2 separate regions of the Homo sapiens genome follow, and region 2 is linked to region 1. Evidence: chromatin loops called from intact Hi-C (ENCODE). Cell type or tissue: dorsolateral prefrontal cortex. All regions are shown on one strand. Links, peaks and the distances in the headings refer to the core of each region. The heading gives the core; the rest is flanking DNA. Region 1 has its middle 8.6 kb from the start of TMEM132D. Region 2 overlaps TMEM132C (transmembrane protein 132C).

Region 1 (9,668 bases), core at 573-8,572:
CTTGGTACAAATTATGTATTTGTACCTCTAGCCTGATTAGTCCCTGAGTGTTTCTCGGTCAGGGGTGAGGTCAAGGAGAAGCTGCAAGGCTGCCTCTGCAGGAAACCCTTTGTTGTAAAGACTGCCTGGATTTTGCATGCACTGGAACCTGTGACAGAAGCATGTTCCCTCACCCCTGCTTCCTCTACCTGCTGGAGACACAGCCAGACCACATGCCCTGGCCTTCCTAAGGTTAACTGTCGCTATGGTTATGTCCAAAAGAACCTGGGAGGAAGGGATGTGCCTCCCTTTCAGGGGGAGAGTTTGGGAGCCTGTGAAACCCTCAAACTCTCTTCCTGCCTTTTCAAGCTGAATGCAAAAATTCAAGGGAGAACCCCCAAGCCTTCAGCAATGGCAGAGTTGCAAGTTGGAATGAGTCTGGTTCCGAAAATGTGGAATGCCACTTCTTTTGCATGGAATTTTGGGTGAGCAAGAAATAAGATGACATGGTGTTAAGTCATGGAGGTTCAGGGCTTTGTTTGTTAGAATGAACCATTCCAGGCAATACAGGGTGTATTGATCTCATCACTGCCAACAGAAGCAGGAGTGGGATATAAGGAAACACCTCTATCAGCTCCTGAGACTACAGCGAAGCTTTGGCCCATTTTACAGTATGAAGAGAGTCCAAAGGAGGGAGGAACCACCAACCACCACCAGCTAATGAATGCATGAGGTGCTCTGTCCCCTGTACCAGGAACTAGGGAAAAGGCAAAGGATGCCCTTGGAGAGCTGGAATTCGATCTCTTGGACGCATGAGGTGCTCTGTCCCCTCTACCAGGCACCAGGGAGAAGGCAAAGGATGCCCTTGGAGAGCTGGAATTCGATCTCTTAGGGTCTTCAAAGAATATTGCAGAGAACAAGTATCATCGGTTCCAAGAGAGGGTCCTCCTGGGCTGGAGCAGTCTGAGGAATGGGATTTATATGGATTCCTCCTTCCATTCAATACTTATTTATTCAGGGTGTACCGCTGGCCAGGCCCTAGAGGCTTCACAGTGAACAAGCCGTTCACGAAATTTATTCCCATGGGGACAGACAGGAAACAAGCACACCAAAGAACAAGATGCTTTCAGGAAGAACCTGTGAAGAACTCAAGTATCATAATGACTTGCCCTTTGGAGAGGTCGAGAAAGGCTTCTTGGAGCAGCGTAATCTCTCTCATGAGAAGGATCCTCAGAGTGCAGACCCGGGTCATACACCTGCCTGGTGGCTGGGACAGCAGGTGCAAAGGCCATGAGGCATCACAAAGGGTGGAGGAGCAGAAAGCCCCATGTGGCTGAACTTAGTGAGCCAGGGAGAGCATGGTGGGAGGGGAGGTACAGGGGAGGCGCAGGAGACAGAGGATGCAGGGGCCTCGTCAGGACTCAGGAAGCCAGAGTGAAGCTTCAAGCGGGGAAGTTGTAGGAGCCCATTCACATTTTCGGAAGATCTCTTGGCGTACCAATAGTACCACAGAGGCAGGGGCTAGGCACAGGTGCGTCTGGTAAAATGTAGCATGCCAGACTCCCATCCCTTCCACGGGGCCCCTGTTCTGCTTCCCACTGGGCCAAATCCAGAGGCCTCTGCGTGTGCCAGGCAGGTGGCTGCAGGAACAATCGCAGGCCCAGCCCAGGGAGGCCGGCCAGACAAGACCCGCACAGCTCAGAGACAGCACAACATGCCGGGGCATCCTGTCGGCGTTCAGAGCTATGAGTGTGTAGTGGCCCCTGGAATGCTGAACCTGTGTCTCCTTTCCACTCTGATGTTTGGTCTCTCTCTTCTTTCTCAAGAACGCCTGTATTAATTTCTCATCTAGCAAGTCCCGACCCTGCGGTTTCAGAACATGCCCTGTGCTGGGCCGGTGGGGTTTTCTAGGATGGAGAAAATGAGGTGGTGGGGTTGACTGACACTGAGGTCCAGGCCGGACTTGGAAATCCATCTGCCAGCACGTGGTTTGTGTGAGCAGCTGTGAGCTCTGTTTAGGGTGTCTCCCTCTGTGATCACTGAGAACTGGCACTCTGCAGCCCACTTGCAGGGTGTGGGCCTTCCCTTTATGGGGGCTCGGCTAACAGCACACAATAAGAAGGAAGAGGGGGTGTCCCACCAGAGATCGGCCTCCCCAGGAACAGACTCAGTCCCTGTCCATCCCTCCAAGAGGACTTGACCTCAAACAAAAGAGAAAACTGGCAATCATGTGGCCTGCAGCACGAGCCCGTAATGAGTCCATTTGACGTGCATCAAAAAGATCAATTTACTTCTCGGAGCTAAGCATCCAAACGATTTGATTTCTTTTGTCCGCTTAAAATCAATGTGTCTAATGGACTTGAAGGGCTGGGTTCTTAGATGACAGAGGCCTTTGTCAGGGAATCAATTAACCCATTGCAGAGATCTTCAGTTCAGACGTACACATCCCACGATTATTGTTGAAGAAAATAGCTCCTCTGCTACTGTACCAAAAAGGAAAATTAAAAAGTGTCTATGAAATGGATACACAGGGAGTTAATCCTGCCCTAGAGGAGCTCTTAGTGGCCAACAAGGGAAAGGGTTTATCCAGCAATTTGTTGAGTTTGCCAACATCAAAGAGAACGTAAACACGCAAGATGCTGTTGCTTGTCAATGTATACACCAGCTTCAAAGCTGAAGTCTGAGGATAGTGTCAATGGCCCAATTTAGACGTTATTAAAGGGTGCTTTGGGGAGTGAGCACATGAATTGAAATAAAAGGGTTGTGGCTACTTCTGGTTTAGAGGAACTCAATTTTTTCTCTTAATAAAAGCCCCCTAATTTCCTCAAGTAATTAACTTAATGTTCACTCCAATTTCTTTGTGAAAACTAACTTCGCTGAGCGGTGTGCCTTTCTTTGTGTGAGATTTCCATGGTAAGAGAGTAAAGGGCCACTTTTGTCCTCTTCCCTCCCCACAGATGAGCCAGTCCAAGTCGGAACGAAGAGACCCTGCCTCCACATAGCACAAACGTCTTTAAGAAGACTGCCTCTAACAATCTTTTTTTTTTTTTTTTTTTTTTTTTTTGATTCAGAGTCTCACTCTGTCACCCAGGCTGGAGTGCAGCGGTGCGATCTCAGCTCACTGCAACCTCCGCCTCCTGGGTTCAAGCAATTCTCCTGCCTCAGCTTCCCAAGTAACTGGGACTACAAGTGCCCGTGCCCACCACCACACCCAGCTAATTTTTGTATTTTTAGTAGAGACGGGGTTTCACCATGTTGGCCAGGCTGGTCTCCAACTCCTGACCTCAAGAGATCTGCCCGTCTCGGCCTCCCAAAGAGCTGGGATTACAGGCGTGAGCCACCGCGCCCAGCCTGCATCTAACAATTCTTACATGCCAGTGTTTGATTTTGTCAGAAAGCCTGTGTTGGCTTGGTGTTGAAACGGATCTGCTTGGGATTACTCCCTTGGGATGAAATATGGCCAGTTCTCTGTCAACAAATGTTTGACTCATCACAGGAGAGATTCCAGTCTCAAAAAAAGTGACTGAGGACAATAGTGAGCTCTCTGGGTCTGGAAATAAACGCAGCAGCAGGAGGGTATTCTTCTGTATTTGGCTTACAAGGTAATTTTAAATTACCCCAAATAGTAGAATATGTGACACCAGATTGATGGTATTTGACACTAGATTATTATTTTAACAGGTCAGAAAGGTTGAGGGGGGCACCTGGAGATTGGATCCTAAAACATTTTCTTGTGCACAGCCAGGGAGAGCAGCCGTGCCTGGCAGTGGGACCCACACACAGCTGGCAGCAGACCTGGCGCGCTCAGGCGCCCTGCTTGTGGCATCAGTGGACCTGCAGTGACCCCTAGTGCTCCAGAGGTGGCAGCTCAGGACAACTATTTCTTCCTCCAAGAACAAACGCATTGACATCTCCCTTCATACCCAACATGCACACGTTGTCAGGTCTTCATGGGTGAAATTATATTTTTAAAAACTGGCAATGAGTCTTATCATCCCAAATTAATAAATAACATGGCCAAGCTCACACGCTTTCATTCAGGAAATCCTGCAATTCGGTGTCTACAGCTATTATCTTGCACCCTCCATGCTGCCTAAAATATAAATTATCTTGCAATTGACTTAAAAATTGAAACATGAGAATTTATATCATATACATTCTTGAGTCAAACTTCAGTCATTCTTTAAAATCTGCCAAACAACTGATCACTTTCCAGTGAGTACAGCCACCCAACACTGAGATTTTATAATGTTGGTTATTCACATGGATCGTTTCCAGACTAGAGGCTGCCAGCAGGATCCTCCACTTTTCCCTTGTCCTCCATCACCACCCTACTGTCTTAGACTGCTCAGGCTTCTATAACAAAAATACCGTGGCTGGACGGCTTTAAAAAAAACAGACTTTAATTTATCACTTCTGGAGCCTAGAAGTCCAAGATCAAAGTGCCAGAAGATGCAGTGGCTGGTGAGGACCTGCTTCCTGGCCCGTCGATGGCACCTTCTCCTTGCCATAACCTCACACGGTGGGAGAGGAGAGACCAGGGGGCTCCTGGACCTCTGCTTTCCTGACTTAATCACCTCCCAAAGCCCCATCCTCCTGACACCATCACACTGGGGCTTAAGATTCCCACAGATGAATTCTGGGGATACATAGTTTATAGCAACTGCTTTCCAAGATAAAATGAGTCACTGGAAGAAAAGCAAAAATACTGATTCCTTCAGTGTTGCATAAGAAAAAAGAAAAAGAGAAAGAAAGAGAGAGAGGAAGACGGAACAAAGGAAGGAAGGAAGGAAGGAAGGGAAGGAGGGATGGGATAGAGGGAGGGAGGGAGAGAGGGAGGGAAGAGAGGAAGGGAGCGAGGGAGGGAGGGAAGGAAGGAAGCAGTGGGGAAGAGTCAGGGAGCACGCTATGTCTTGCCCTGGAAGAACATGATTTTGCGTGTGAGTTAGAGACAAGAGGGTTTGTAAGAAATTCGGAATCATGCCAGTATTGTGGAGAATCTTAGGGTTGGAGCATCCCAGCCATCACCTAATACAATCTTCTCACATTAGAGCTGAGGAAAAAAAAAACTGAAAGAGGAAAGTCATAGACACAGTTATTGTTGCCTTTTAAAAACACTGCCATAAGGATACAATAATTTAGAAAATAAAAATCCAGCCAGGTACAGTGGCCCATATCTGTAAACCCAGCACTTTGGGAGGCCAAGGTGGGAGAATTGCTTGAGTCCAGGATTTTAAGACCAGCCTGGACAACCTAGTGAGACCCTATCTCCACAAACAAAAAAAGGAAGGGAAATTATCTGGGTGTGGTGGTACACGCCTGCAGTCCTAGCTACTCTGGAGGGCGAGGCAGGTGGATCGCTTGAGTCCAAGAGTTCAAGACCAGCCTAGGCAACATAGTGAGACCCCATCTCTAAAACAATAATAATAATAATAATAATAATAAGCAAAAGTAGCTGTGTGTGGTGGTACATTCCTGTAGTCCTAGCTACTTGAGAGGCTGAGGCAGAATGATTGCTTGAGGCCAGTCGTTCAAGGCTGCAATGAGCAATGATTTACTACACTCCATCCTGGGTGAGAGAGTGAGACCCTGTCTCAAAAAAAAAAAAAATCTAACAAGAAAACACTTCTCATTGCCAAAACTGGCCTCTCCTAGTCAATATTTTCAGTTTGATCTGAAAGTGGCTATTCATGAGTATCCTTGGCTGTTTCTCAGGGACTGTTTCAAGTGAACTAAACTCCAAGCTGTTTAGGTTTGTTTTTCTCTTCTCTTTTCTTTTCCTTTTAATCTGGAACTCCTGAACTGGGACCACTTTGGAAATAACTTCTATAAAATCCATTATGAAAAATCTGTGCTTAAAACACATGTATTTATCAGATATTTCAAAATGCTTTCTAAAATTAGCCTTCAAAAAATGACAATTTAGCTAAATATTCCTTGCTAACAAAACTAGTGTTCATCACATATGTGCCTACCTTGAGTGGATGCCTATTAATAAATTGCAGATGCTCTGATCATCCACCTTCTCGTGCTGGATGAAACCCACTGTGTTTCAAATGCAAAACAGTGCAGTAGCTGAAGATTAATCTAGAGGTGGCACCTAAATCGGACCAAGTGCAGAAGATTAGTCTAGAGGTGGCACCTAAGTCGGACCAAGCGCAGCACTGTCTGAGGACCTTTGAACCTGGAAGGAATGAGAATCTCGCTTTGGATATCTGGAATATATGATGCGAAACAGGGACGTTGCTGCTCAAATTTCCTGCCCCAGGATGGAGAACTAGAGGAAGTAACACGTGAAGAAGGATATTTAAGAGACAGAGAAAGTTTGGCTGCCATTGTAGTGCCTAGTTCTCATCATTACTCATGTTCCATGAAACACTTCAGTTTCCACATAAATCCCACTTTTTTGTTTTTGAGATGAAGTCTCACTCTGTCGTCCAGGCTGGAATGCAGTGGTGCGATCTCAGCTCACTGCAACCTCCGCCTCCTGAGTTCAAGCGCTTCTCCTGTCTCAGCTTCCTGAGTAGCTGGGATTACAGGTGCACTCCACCATGTCCAGCTGATTTTTTGTATTTTTAGTAGAGATGGGGTTTTACCAGGTTGGCCAGGCTAGTCTCAAACTCCTGACCTCAAGTGATCCGCTCCCAAAGTGCTGGGATTACAGGCACGAGCCACTGCATCTGGCCCATAAATGCCACTTTTTGCTTAAACTGGTCTAGATTGAGTTATCCTCTCACTACCAAAAGATCATCTCTCATCTGTCATCTCTCATCTAACTCAACCTCCTTGCTGGGCTCCTGCTTCCATCCTGATTTAACAAATACTGGAGAAATAGGAGTCAGATCTTGTCACTCTGGCTCAAAACTGTCCCATAGCTCCCAGCCCACTCAGTGCAAAGCTGAAGTCCCTGCAATGCCCTGCAAGGCTGTACATGAGCTGCCTCCTGTTTCAGCCAGCCAGGCTCCTCCTCCATCAGACACCAGCATCGTACTTGACAGACGCCTCTGCAGAGACTGCTCCCTCTGCTGGGAACAGCCTTCCATCAGATACCCGTAAGATTCTCTTTTCTCACGTCATTCTAGTCTCTGCTGAATATCACTATTTATTTATTTATTTAGAGACAGAGTCTCACTCTGTCGCCCAGGCTGGAGTGCAGTGGTGCGATCTCAGCTCACTGCAACCTCCGCCTCCTGGGTTCAAGCGACTCTCCTGCCTCAGCCGTCCAAGTAGCTAGGATTACAGACATGCACCACCACGCCTGACTAATTTTTGTATTTTTAGTAGAGGTAGGGTTTTGCCATGTTGACCAGGCTGGTCTCAAATTTCTGACCTCAAGTGATCCACCTGCCTCAGCCTTCCAAAGTGCTGAGATTACAGGTGTGAGCCACCGCACCTGGCCGATACCACTTTATTACAGATGCCCTCCCTGGACCTGACATTTGCCTAGCATCACCCATCTCTTTCTATCTTCTCCTGTGCTATATTTCATGACATTCATCAACACCTAAATAGCCTATTTGTTCGATGTCTCACTCCCCACTCCCCCAGAGCTAGAATCTAAGCTCCCTGAGAGCCATAGCTTTGGCTGTTTTGTCTACTGGTCTGTTCTTATGGCTCAGGACACTGGAGAATCATGCAGACCCCCTGTAAGAGTGTTAAAATCAATTCCTCAATCAATGGCTTTTCTTCTCCCACCTCCTTACTTCACCCAGCCTGAAAGAAAATGTGTTCTTCCTCATATTTGAAGAGGAGACTTCACCTACTGTTTTTTGATGAAACAGTCATTTAGCTTAGTGAACATTCAATAAACTCAAGGGTGAAGTTCAGTTCATCGGACCACCCGTTTCACTTATGGGGAAGCTGAGACTGAGAGAAGCAAATGACTTGCCCCGGTTGTATTTTTTCCCATGGAAGGGGAGTCCCTATGAAATTCACGATTACTTATTATTTACCAGTTCTTCTTTCACTCAACACATTTTTTTTTTTTTTTTTTTTTGAGACAGAGTCCTGCTTACTCACCCAGGCTGGAGCACAGTGGTGCAATCTTGGCTCACTGCAACCTCTGCCTCCTGGGCTAAAGCGATAGTCCTGCCTCAGCCTCCTGAGTAGCTGGGACTACAGGCATGTGCCACCACGCCCAGCTAATTTTTGTATTTTTAGTAGAGATGGAGTTTCGCCATGTTGGCCAGGCTAGTCTCAAACTCCTGACCTCAGGTGATCCGCCTGCCTCGGCCTCCCCACTCAATGCAATTTCGAGGCAGTGCTGCAGGGTGGCTCAAGTGGAGCCCCTGCTGGGGATAGGATTAGCAGCTATGTGACTGCCAAGTTACTTCCCCTTTCTGAGCCCTACATTCCTCGTCTTAAAAAATGTAGACTAGGCCGGGCGTGGTGGCTCACACCTGTAATCCCAGGACTTTGGGAGGCCAAGGTAGGCGGATCACCAGGTCAGGAGATTGAGACCATCCTGGCGAACACTGTGAAACCCCGTCTCTACTAAAAATACAAAAAAATAAGCCGGGCCTGGTGGCAGGCGCCCGTAGTCCCAGCTACTCAGGAGGCTGAGGCAGGAGAATGGCATGAACCCGGGAGGCGGAGCTTGCAGTGAGCCGAGATCGCGCCACTGCACTCCAGCCTGGGCGACAGAGAGAGACTCCGTCTCAAAAAAAAAAAAAAAAAATGTAGACTGTACTTCCACCTAAGTCGTTGGGCGGTTATACAATTAACTGAAGATATCATAGAGAACGCCTGCATGGCACCCAGCATATAGTTAGCCTTCAAAAGGAAAGCTATTGATAGTTACTATTTTCTACAGAAATAGGCATTTTTTTTTTCAAAATGTTTTGTTTTCCTTTTCAGTTTTCTATTTGGCTATCACGTAACTTACTGGGTTTCTGCAGAGTCAAGTCCAGGCACAGATTTTCTTAGCATGACGTTAAATTGTCTCCATGGGGCTCGAACTCCTCAGTGAAGGTCTTATTGGTTTTATGCTGACATCCGATCTCTGAAAACATCAATGAACAAGAAGAGGAACAATTCCTATAAATCTACTTTACTCATGCTGGAGTTTGAAAATAAGTTTGATCTTTTGGCTAAAGTTTTGCTATTCTGCATAAAAACTTCCAAGGCTTGGAAAGTTAAAACACACACACACACACACACACACACACACACACACACACAAAACACCTTTATGCAATTGCGAATTTTCCACGATGAGGAGTCTACAGCTCTCAGTTCTGTTTGTTGATTTTTCATTGCAGTGTACACGAGCTGGGGAAAAAATGCTGACTGGGATATAGACCAGTCTGTGGTGTAACATTTTCAGGTTTCGTACTTGCGTTGTTGCACCTCTGAGTTCAAGTTGAGTGTCAGACTTACCATTTTCAATGGTGTTGCTGGGGCGTTTATGTAACACGTGCAGCAGCAGGAAAACACGGCTGCTCACATGGGCGGGGAGATGGTGCCCATTCCTCACCAGCTGGACACCAGCCCCGTCCCGTGATCAACTGACCCTGGAGCTAAAGATAGAGGTCCCCCTTGTTCCCTTCCAAGACCAGTGAAGGTGCCCCCTTCCTTTTCCTCCTCCAAAACGTGCTTCCCCAGGTAGCTCTGCCTTCATGCTGGGTGAGGGAAGCCAAGACTATGTGAACTGATGTTAAAATGAATAAGAAATGATTCCTGGCTGCAGC
Region 2 (9,668 bases), core at 580-8,579, 1.3 Mb before region 1:
CAACTTGTGCCACCAAGGGATGTGCCTCAGCACCATGGAGAGATCCCAGAAAGCCCTCAGATGTGAGTATTGACATTAGGGTCAATGAGACTTTCTAAGAAAGCCCTTTCCAGTGAGGAAGCAAGTGTCCTTGCCTTCATGAAATACTCATGAGGTAGAATGAAATAAAGCCAAGCCTGGATCGAGTGATTCTCTTCTCCTGAAGCGGCTTCCCTATGAGAAGGCTGATTTTCTTTATTTGGTTAGTCTCTTTTCTTTCTGCGGGCACTAAGCTGTCAACCAACTTTGGAGCTAAAATCCCTGACTCCCTGTAGTAGGGAGGTAAAGCCCTTTTGGCTTTTAACTCACCCCCAGACTCAATTTTCTTACCAAATAGAGTCTGACAGCTAAGAGGTTTGGTAAATTAGGTTTCCAGTGGTCCAAACTTTATTGTGACTGTTGGGAGAATTCATTTGCTTTTGAGTAAGAGCTTTTTAAGCCAATTTTGAAAATTTAGTTCAAGAGTTACTGCAAGAAATCTACACTATTGATTTATCAAGTGATAGTTCTTGGGTGCTCTCTGGAGTCACTTAAGTGTTTAAATTCCTCTCTTTATTACTCCAACAACATCACAAGCCCCATATGAGCTGATGTGAAAGACTCTTGGTCCCTTCAAGGCAAAGCTTAGCAAATATTTCAGTCTGATTAGAGTCAGCGGAAAGGCACTGACCACAGAAGAATTGAAAGAAGAAAAGATTTCTTATTTTTTTAGTCTCTATCTGCCAGTACAACGTGCATTATGGCATTGTGTCTACAGAGGCAGGCACTCAGGAAATGCACTGTATACAAATCTTAATGAGTCCCAGTTCACAGTGAATGGCTGAGAGCCTGCCCCTCCACTGTGGTTCGTTCTCAGGAAGCTCCTGAACCAGGCTTCAAAAGTGTGCCTGAATGGTGGCTTTAGGCAGCCAACCCTAAAGCCACTGAGCCTGAATGCGATGTCAAGTCCTGCTAAAAACAAGAAACAGCTTCCATTTATTGATGCTTGCTGGCATCAAGTTCTGTTCTAAGCACTTTGACTTGTTCATTCATATCAACTCCAAAATGAGAGGGATTAACATCCCCATTTTGCAAATAGAGAAAATGAGGCAGAGTTGTTCGGTCATCCAGCCAGTACCTGGGGAAGCCAGGCTGTGAGTCAGGAAGTCCTTTGAAGCCCACAACGTGATTCCTGACATGTGTGTGCTCCCCTTAAAGGGCCATGGCTTTTTGCCTTGGTTCAAACTGCTAACTTTCTTCCTCTCTCCTTCCCTCTCTCACTTTTTTCCTTCCTTCTCTCCTCTCTTCTTCATTTCATTTATTGTTTCATTTCTTCTTTTCTCTTTCATTATTTGAATGAAAGACTTGTTGGAGGCCTAATGTTGACAACACATCTGATTGGAGGTGCTCTCATTGCAACAGGAATATGTCTGGGGCGGGAGCGGGGTTAGGGACTGGCTCCAGCCCCATGCCCACTGCTGTCTCACCCCTTGGAGTGCCACGGATCCTGGGCACTGCAGTTGGAGAATCACCACATGCATCATTTTTGGGAAGACATCTTCCACCTCAGGTCACAGCAAACTATAAAATGCTTTTGCCAGAATATGTAGATACTGGAGGGAAACCTTCTAAGCCAGAGGCAGGAAACTGAGAGTCAGCAGAGATGTTGTCTGAGCTACGCTATAGCTAAAAAGTGAAGGTTCTTATAATTTAAAATCCAGAGATTTTAGAGAAAAAAAAGCCTAGATTCCCAGCTTCTCTAGGAAAATCTTCTGCTCTCTAGTACCACTGGCCAGCCATCCCATCAGTCAGCAAGGACAAAGTGGAGATGCTCCCTTAAAATGAACAGAGCGGAACCAGCGACACCAAATCGCCCAGTGACTCATCTCCACGAAAGGGTCAAGTTTCAAAATGGGGTTGCATTTTCTTCAACTTAGACAATCATACTATGCATTTTTTAGAGACGAAGAAGACAAAGGCTGTGTGGGGGTGGAGAAGGGGTAGGAAAGAATATGAATGTACAAAAATAAAGAGACAAGGGCATTGGTTCTGTATCTTCCCAGAGGAATTCTTTGTCTTGTGTCAGAACGTTGAATCCTAAGGCCTCCCGGGGGCTCATTTCTCTGTCGGGTCAGTCTGGTCTGACCTTTGCTCTATCACACACATTCCCAGGGTCCAGGTGGACACAGAACTATCTCTTCTTCCTTTTGTCTGAGATCTCCAACTCCCTGAAAGACGGATGTCGGTGTTCTAGCCAGGCCCCTGCCCCCAGTGCACCAGAGAGCTTGCCCTGATGTCACCCTGACCTAGAATTCTGTGCAGCTGCCAGAAAGCTGGAGTTTTCATCCAGTTGTGAAACTTGTATTTTTTTTTCCATTCTGAAACCAAGATTAGGTTGAGTTGGCTCACAAGTGATGGGCATCTGAGTGGGGAGCTACAGAATGTTCCAAACAGGATCCTGCTGAGTTGCTGCCTTCTATCTGTGGTTGAAGAGCAAGTTGATGCAAACACACTTTCTGGCTGCAGAGGTTCAAAAGTGTCTGCTCTGACACTGGTGCAAAATGAGAACCTTAATCACCACCTCAGGGTTTGGATTGGGATTTGGAATAAGGTCTGCGTGGAACCTGGTCCAGTGCCCGGCACATAGTGAGTATATTGTTAACAGTCACGTGTTATTTTTATTCTTATGCCAACTACAACAAAACGCTTTCGGGAGGTCACCTCACTGCTCACAAAAATCACATAACAATATCTTTCAAGCCAAAAGGAAAAATACCCCTTCTCTTTTCCCTTGTCCATGACTATGCCTTTCTTAATGCCCTTCGTTAGCAGAATTGCAGTGGAGGAGGCTGCTCCTGGAGCATGAGAAGTTGTGCTGGCTTCTTTTTCATGCCTCTTTCCTCCCTGCACAATGGGAATGTCATTATTTCAGTCTTCTATATGGTGCCTCTGAGTCTCGGAGAGATGATGTGAGTGGTTGCAATGCTCACAGAACTTTGTAAGAGAGTGAAGAGAAGTGCAGGCTGAAAGCTCATTGCAACCTCTGTGGTTCTGTGCCAGTATAGGCATCCGTTTGGGACTGAAAGGGGGTCTTTGGACATTTGGATGGTTGCCACATCCAATACTAAGGGAAGTGAATTACTTGCTGAGTAGAGTCAGTCAAGTAGCCATGCAGCTCCTGGACAGCACCAGTACTGGTACCCAGTGGCAGATAAGGAGAATCAGGTCCAGACGTGCTTGCTAAGAAGATGAGATGCAACTCCCTAGAATGCAAGATTGTCTGCAGGCCAGCAGTGAGAGAGGATCTCCTGGATGTTGAGTAGTGCAGAGTCAACATAAAATGTAGCATCTCCTGTTTCCCAGTCCAATGCTCTTTACAGATCCTCGCCTAAGACAGCTGGTGGTCAAGAACCACCTGTGGGCCTCAGTTGCTGGACCAAGAACACATCTCTTAGTTTGGAAACACTCTAGACTCAAGACATCTCTCCCTCATTTTTAAAGACTAGCAATTCATGCTTGAGATTTGCAGCCCCTAGCTTGATGGTCAAGACCTTAGATTTCTTTTCCCTCCCAGAGGAATCTCTAGCATCTCATAAATCATGATTCTGTGGGCCCTGTTCCCGGCCCTGTGAACTTAAGGAAGATTCACAAAACCCAGTGCTTTGTTTGGTGCAGTAACCTTCCCGTTATATCCTTCCCCAGCCACTGAGCAGGACTGAGGGTGATGTGGTGGAGAGTTAGTGCTCTGGCTGTCAATCAAGCCCTGAAGATGGAATGGTGCACTCGATATTAGTGCCCCAGCAAAGGAAAGTGTTTCACTGCTACTCTTCATGTTGGCACATGCTTGAGATGCAGTTTTTAAGCATATTTGGTGTTTCTTTCTTGATATGCCATGGAAAATCTCCTTTAATTCATCTGCAAACATGTAGCCTTCCAGGAGATGGCAGCCTGAGGTCTTGCTGACCACTGACCCACCACTTAGCGCCATCCTTAGCATATCAGCAGAGGGCACTGGAGACACCTCAGGCTGGATGCCAAGGCTCACCAGAACCCTGGCCCCCCTACAAACTCAGCGTGATGCCTTCCATGCTCTTCCTTCTTGTTTCCACCAATAGCGGTTCTATTGATCAACAGCTCTACAAAGCTCGGCCAACTTCCCCTTCTCTGACCTTCTCTAGCCAATACTGGCAAAAGTTTTCTGTAAGGATTTGGATAAGAAATATTTTAGGTTTTGCAGGCTCTACATTGACTGATGCAATTACTCAACCATGTTCTTATAACACGAAAGCAACCACAGGAAAATGTAAACAAATATCCAAGGCTGTGCTCCAGTAAAGTGTTACTCACAAAAATAGGCAGCTGGCTGCATTTGGTTCACAGGACACAGTTTGCTGTCTCCTGCCCTAAGGAAACAAACAAACAAATTAAAAAAAAAAACTGTTGGAGACTTGTGATGTCATATTTGACCACCAGCTGTCTTAGGCAAGGATCTGTAAAGAGCATTGGACTCGGAAACAGGAGATGCTACATTTTATGTTAACTCTGCCCTAGCCAGATATGTGGTTGTGGGCAAGCCATCTTTCCTTTATTGGCTTTAATTTTATCATCTAAAAAATGAAAAAGTTTGGACCAACGGTAGTTCCCAAAATACATATATCTCAAATGCATGGAATTGGTCAGAATTCTTAGTTGCAGACAAAGAGTCCCTTTAGCTAAGTAGCCCCTCTGAGCAGAAGAGATGTCATTAAAGGATACTAGGCAATTCACATAATCTCTAGGAGAACCACTGAATTGAATGTATTTACTACACAGCCAGGGACAGGGCAGCCAGTGATAACACAGACGACAAAGGTCCAACCTCTGCAGAGGACTGTTGTGGTGGAAACACCACTGTCACCCCTCGGCATGATGATGTGAGGGCCTGGATGCCAGGGGCACCCCACAGCTGCCCCAGGAGAACCAGGGCCACTGTGCTCACCAGAAAACCCCAACTGCCTTCCTGGCTGCTGCTCTAGAACCCACTTCTTCCTCTACGTCCCAAATGAGTGGGTCCGACTGGAGCAAACTGCTTCAATCCTGCATCTAGCAGCAAGGGGTTCTGAGAATGTAGTTTAGGCCTCTCAGCCCCTATAGCAGAGGAGGACAAGCAGAGGGGGTTGAAGGTGCTATTGAGTGAGTGGCCTACAGCAGTGGTCCCTGACCTTTTTGGCACCAGGGACCAGTTTCATGGAAGACAATTTTTCCACAGATGGCGGTGGTGGGGGAAGGATGGTTTTGGGATGATTCAAGTACATTACATTTATTGTGCAGCTTATTTCTATTATTATTACATTGTAATGATAATGAATAATGAATGTTGAATAATAATGAACTAATTACATAAGTCACCGTAATGTAGAATCAGTGGGAGCCCTGAGTTTGTTTTCCTGCAACTAGACTGTCCCTTCTGGGAGTGATGGGAGACAGTGACAGATCATCAGGCGTTAGATTTTCATAAGGCGCACACAACCTCGATCCCTTACATGCGCAGTTCACAATACAGTTCATGCCCCTATGAGAATCTAATGCTGCCACTGACCTGACAGGAGGTGGAGCTCAGGTGATAATGTGAGCTATGGGGAGTAGCTATAAATAGAGATGGAGCTTTGCTCACTTACCCGCCACTCACCTCCTGCTGTGCAGCCCTATTCCTAACAGCCCATGGACTGGTACCGGTTCATGGCCCAGGGGTTGGGGACCCCAGCCTATAGCATCTGCCACACCTACAGAACTGAACAGAGGCCATTCAGGTGCATACTGCAGGTGTGAGATAAACTAGTTTAGCTCATCATCTGCAGAGCTGGTAATAATCATTCCAAGGCCTCATCAACACAGACACAGGTTACTGCTCATTGTTGAATATTCTTGGCCCATATCCTTAACTTGTGGGTGCTTCTCTGTCCCAGATGCCAGTCCTCACTTTGTAGGTGGTTCCATGCCCCAGGATCCCCCACCAAAACCCTGGAGCCATCCCTGAGATGTGTTTCTTTGTCTTTATCTTCTGCGTACTATTATGAGGAGAGAAGGGTCCTTTGAACAAAGTTGGCTTAAAGCCAGTTTCTTTTCTCTCTTCCAGGAGCAGCAGTTTATTCAATGAGGTTGTGCAGATGAACTTTGAAATAGCCAGTTTCAGCAGCCTTTCAGGGACTCAGCCCATCACGTGGCAGGTGGAGTACCCACGGAAGGGGACCACAGACATCGCCGTGTCCGAGATCTTTGTCAGCCAGAAGGACCTGGTGGGCATCGTTCCCTTGGCTATGGTGAGTCCTGAGTTACCTTGGATGCTCCTGCATTCAGCCACCTGACTGCATCCTGTGTCCTTCCTATCTGTCATGGGATGTTTGCTACAATGATTTTATGGAGTGTTTACTTTCAAAGTTTCTCGTCTTTCCTCACCCTGGAAGTTGTTACTTTTCATGAGCCTGGCCTTTCTCAACTTTAGTCATGAAGTTTAGTCCAGCAAGTCACAATCATTGCTGGAGGTGGAAGTGAGCACCTGTGATTTTAAGAAGCTCACCAGGTGATTTCAGTGTGCAGCCAGGGTTGGAAACCCCTGAGCTAAAAGGATGGTCAGCTTTGCCATCTTTCTGCAAACTCGGTTCCTTCTTGCTCCCCACTCCATGCTTGAGATAGATGCCCTTCATCTCCTCTTTCCTTAGGATGATGGAGCTCACTCAGCATTGAACTCTCAGAGGCTGTCACTGGGCTGTGAGGTCAACCTGAAATGTAGAAAGTAGATGAGTGACAATGGGCTTGAGTAGTGCAGCACCATCTATCTGACTCACAATGTGGCCACTCTTAGATTACTGTTAGTAGTGTACACTGATGAGAACGTGTAAGCAAACATGCTACTTGTGTGAATCATGCTATGAGAAATGGATTAATCAGGATTATAAGAAAATGGATTATTCAGGATTCTTTGAGTTATAAAGGCTACAAACACAACCCAACTTCACCTTGGCTCATGTAAGTTTAAAAGTCTAGAAAAGTGTTTCTCAAACATTATCGGGCATGCAGATCACAGGAACATTTTGAGTAGATGCCCATCCTCACTTAGGAGGTCTGGGTTGGGTACTTATTTTTCAAAGCTCCTAAGCCATGTCAGCGCGGCTGGTCTGCAGACCACACTTGGAGTGTGAGGGGCCCACGTGTGCAAATGATGTGGTATGGACAGTGGCTTCTCTTCCTTTCTCAGCTCTCCTTCCTCTTTGTTAGTCACAAGGTGGCCCCGGCAATGCCACGCTGGCTTCTTCACAGCATCATGTCCAGCAAGAAATGAGTGGAAACCTCACTGCCAATCACTCCAGCAAATCCTTTGGGACAGAGACTGATTGGAACTGATTGGCTTGGGTCATGAGCCCAACTTGAAGCCAATCACTGAAATCAAAAGGATGTGTTGCTCTGATTGGCCAGGCCTGGGGAATGTATCACCCTGGGGCAGGTGTGGAATCAGGTGAAGGAGATGTAGCAGCAGGTGGGACAGGTGTAGCATCAGGTGAGGCAGGTGTGAAATCAAGTGGGGCAGATGCAGAGTCAGGTGGGACAGGTGTGGAATCAGGTGGGGCAGGTGTGGAATCAGGTGGGGCAGGTGTAGAGTCAGGTGGGACAGGTGTGGAATCAGGTAGGGCAGGTGTAGCCTCAGGTGGGGCAAGTGTGGAATGAGACTAAGAGCCTGTGCATCATGGAAAAATTTGGCTTTCACTGAAACAGGGAACAGATGCTGGTCAGACAAAATAGCAGATGTGCACCCCAGAAGGTATCATCTACCATAAAGATCTGTAAACACTTGGAAGTCAGAGAATGATTCCTTTTGACTTTTTATGTCCTAGAACAGGGGTCAACAAACAACAAGCCATGGGCCACATCCAATCTGCTGCCCGGTTTTGTACACCATGCAAGCTAAGAATGGTTTTAACATTTTTAAATATCTACATTTTTAAATGGTCCTGTCTAGCTTCTTCATATGCTCAGTTCTGCCTGTTGGCTCATAAACTCTGAAATATTTACTATCTGGCCCTTTAGAGAGAAAATTTGCAGACCTGTGTCCTAGAGCACACACCAGCATCAGCTCTGGATTACAAGTGTTCAGTTTCGACCTATTTCAGAAGGATAAGACATTCAAATACTTTGAAAAGGAAAAGCCATCTTAAGAGTGTGAGATATTATAATGGTCCTTTTCAAGGGAGCACAGGTCTTCCTTGGATGGATGTATTGTTATTCTTGTGGTGGTTGTGTTTTCATAATGCCTTTAAGGTAAAGTGAAGTGATTACTAATGTCTGTACTCTTGTCAGGATCCTTTTGTTTGCAAGTAAATGCATGTGAATTCAAACAAGCTTTATTCAAAAGTTCATTGATAAACAAACACCTTTGCAGCACCAGCACAGAGCTCTGGGCTCTGAACACTGGATTTGGGTGCTCGTGCAGTGTTATGGTTTGGCTGTGTCCCTACCCAAATCTCATCTTTAATTGTAGGTCCCATAATTCCCACATGTTGTGGGAGGGACTCGATGGGAGAAAATTGAATCATGGAGGCAGTTTTCACCATACTGTTCTCATGAATGTGAATAAGTCTCAAAAGATCTAGTGCTTTTATAAGGGGTTTCGCCTTTCACTTGGCTCTCATTCTCTCTTCCCGTCGCCATGTAAGACATGCTTTTTGCCTTCTGCCATGATTGTGAGACCTCCCCAGCCACACGGAATGGTGAGTCCATTATCTATTTTCCTTTATAAATTACCCAGTCTCAGGTATGTCTTTATCAGCAGTGTGAAAACAGACTAATACATGCAGTATCACCGTTTTGCATCCCCTGGGATGTACAACTTGACCTCAGCTATGCAAAGCAACATGGAAAATTAGAAAATAGATGAGGCAATTTAGAGGGACTTCTATTCTCCTATTTTCTGTATGTTCAAAGTTTTGGTTCAGAATAAGCTTTAGGACATTTATAACCAGGCAAAAAGTAAACTTTTATTGGAAGTAACTAGCTAATAAAACTGCAGCTTTGACTAGAAGATGAGAAATTTAAAAAAAATTACTGAGCACAAAGCAAATCCTGTGTTGTCTGTTAGCAGCCAGTGAGACAGCTGGTTAGATCTTTGAACCAATTAAGCATATTTTCCAATTTGTTGATCGTTTTAAAGAAAACAAACTTCAGAAAGGTGAAACAGGGGATTAACAGATGGAAAATCTGCCTCACTGGGGAAGTTCTTGCCTTAAAATCAAGCATTCTGAAGCTCCTTTTTAAATCCAAGGAGAGAGCCACGGATAGGAGGATTCAGCCACAGCATTCCCCGTCACCTACTGCCTCTGACTCCCCCTGAGTAAATGCAATGGGAAAAGCAGGGAGACGTGCTCTCGACTCTCCCCAGAGCAGACCCTGCAGGCGGAAGCCACCTGAATCTCACTTGCTGGTCCCTGGGCACTCTTTTGTTTGGAGAGGACTGATTCCCAAGGCCACCGTTTTGCTCGTCCTGCCTCCAGGCTTGTTGACAATGAGCCTCTTGCCTTGTGAGGGCAGGAAAGCTCCAAGTCTTAGCTCCACGACCCTCCTGCCAGCACCCACCTCTCCCTAATCCCCTCCTCCCTGCGCTGTCCCCACTGTGCCAGTGT

The links. A loop is a pair of places that touch in the nucleus more often than their neighbours do. Peaks named below come from ENCODE experiments on the same cell type or tissue, not always from the same donor. Only the 100,000 strongest peaks of a DNase experiment are listed, where the experiment ranks them.
Region 2: a loop joins it to region 1, with 2.8 times the contacts of the local background. A loop is called at or near these places in 1 of 110 quality-filtered maps.

Annotation. Positions count from the first base shown.
Region 1 is chr12:129,907,825-129,917,492 of GRCh38, forward strand. No RefSeq gene overlaps it. Among named protein-coding and RNA genes, the nearest start is that of TMEM132D, 8.6 kb to the left of the region's middle. In dorsolateral prefrontal cortex, for the core only: CTCF peaks have their summits at 3,833 (motif pointing left), 4,038 and 7,003 (motif pointing left); DNase peaks (open chromatin) are centred at 3,797 and 6,967; H3K27ac peaks cover 818 bases.
Region 2 is chr12:128,610,019-128,619,686 of GRCh38, forward strand. TMEM132C (transmembrane protein 132C) reads left to right here. Exons shown (of 9, transcript NM_001136103.3): 4 at 6,134-6,317. Among named protein-coding and RNA genes, the nearest start is that of SLC15A4, 210 kb to the right of the region's middle. In dorsolateral prefrontal cortex, for the core only: no CTCF peak of the experiment used is centred there; a DNase peak (open chromatin) is centred at 4,043.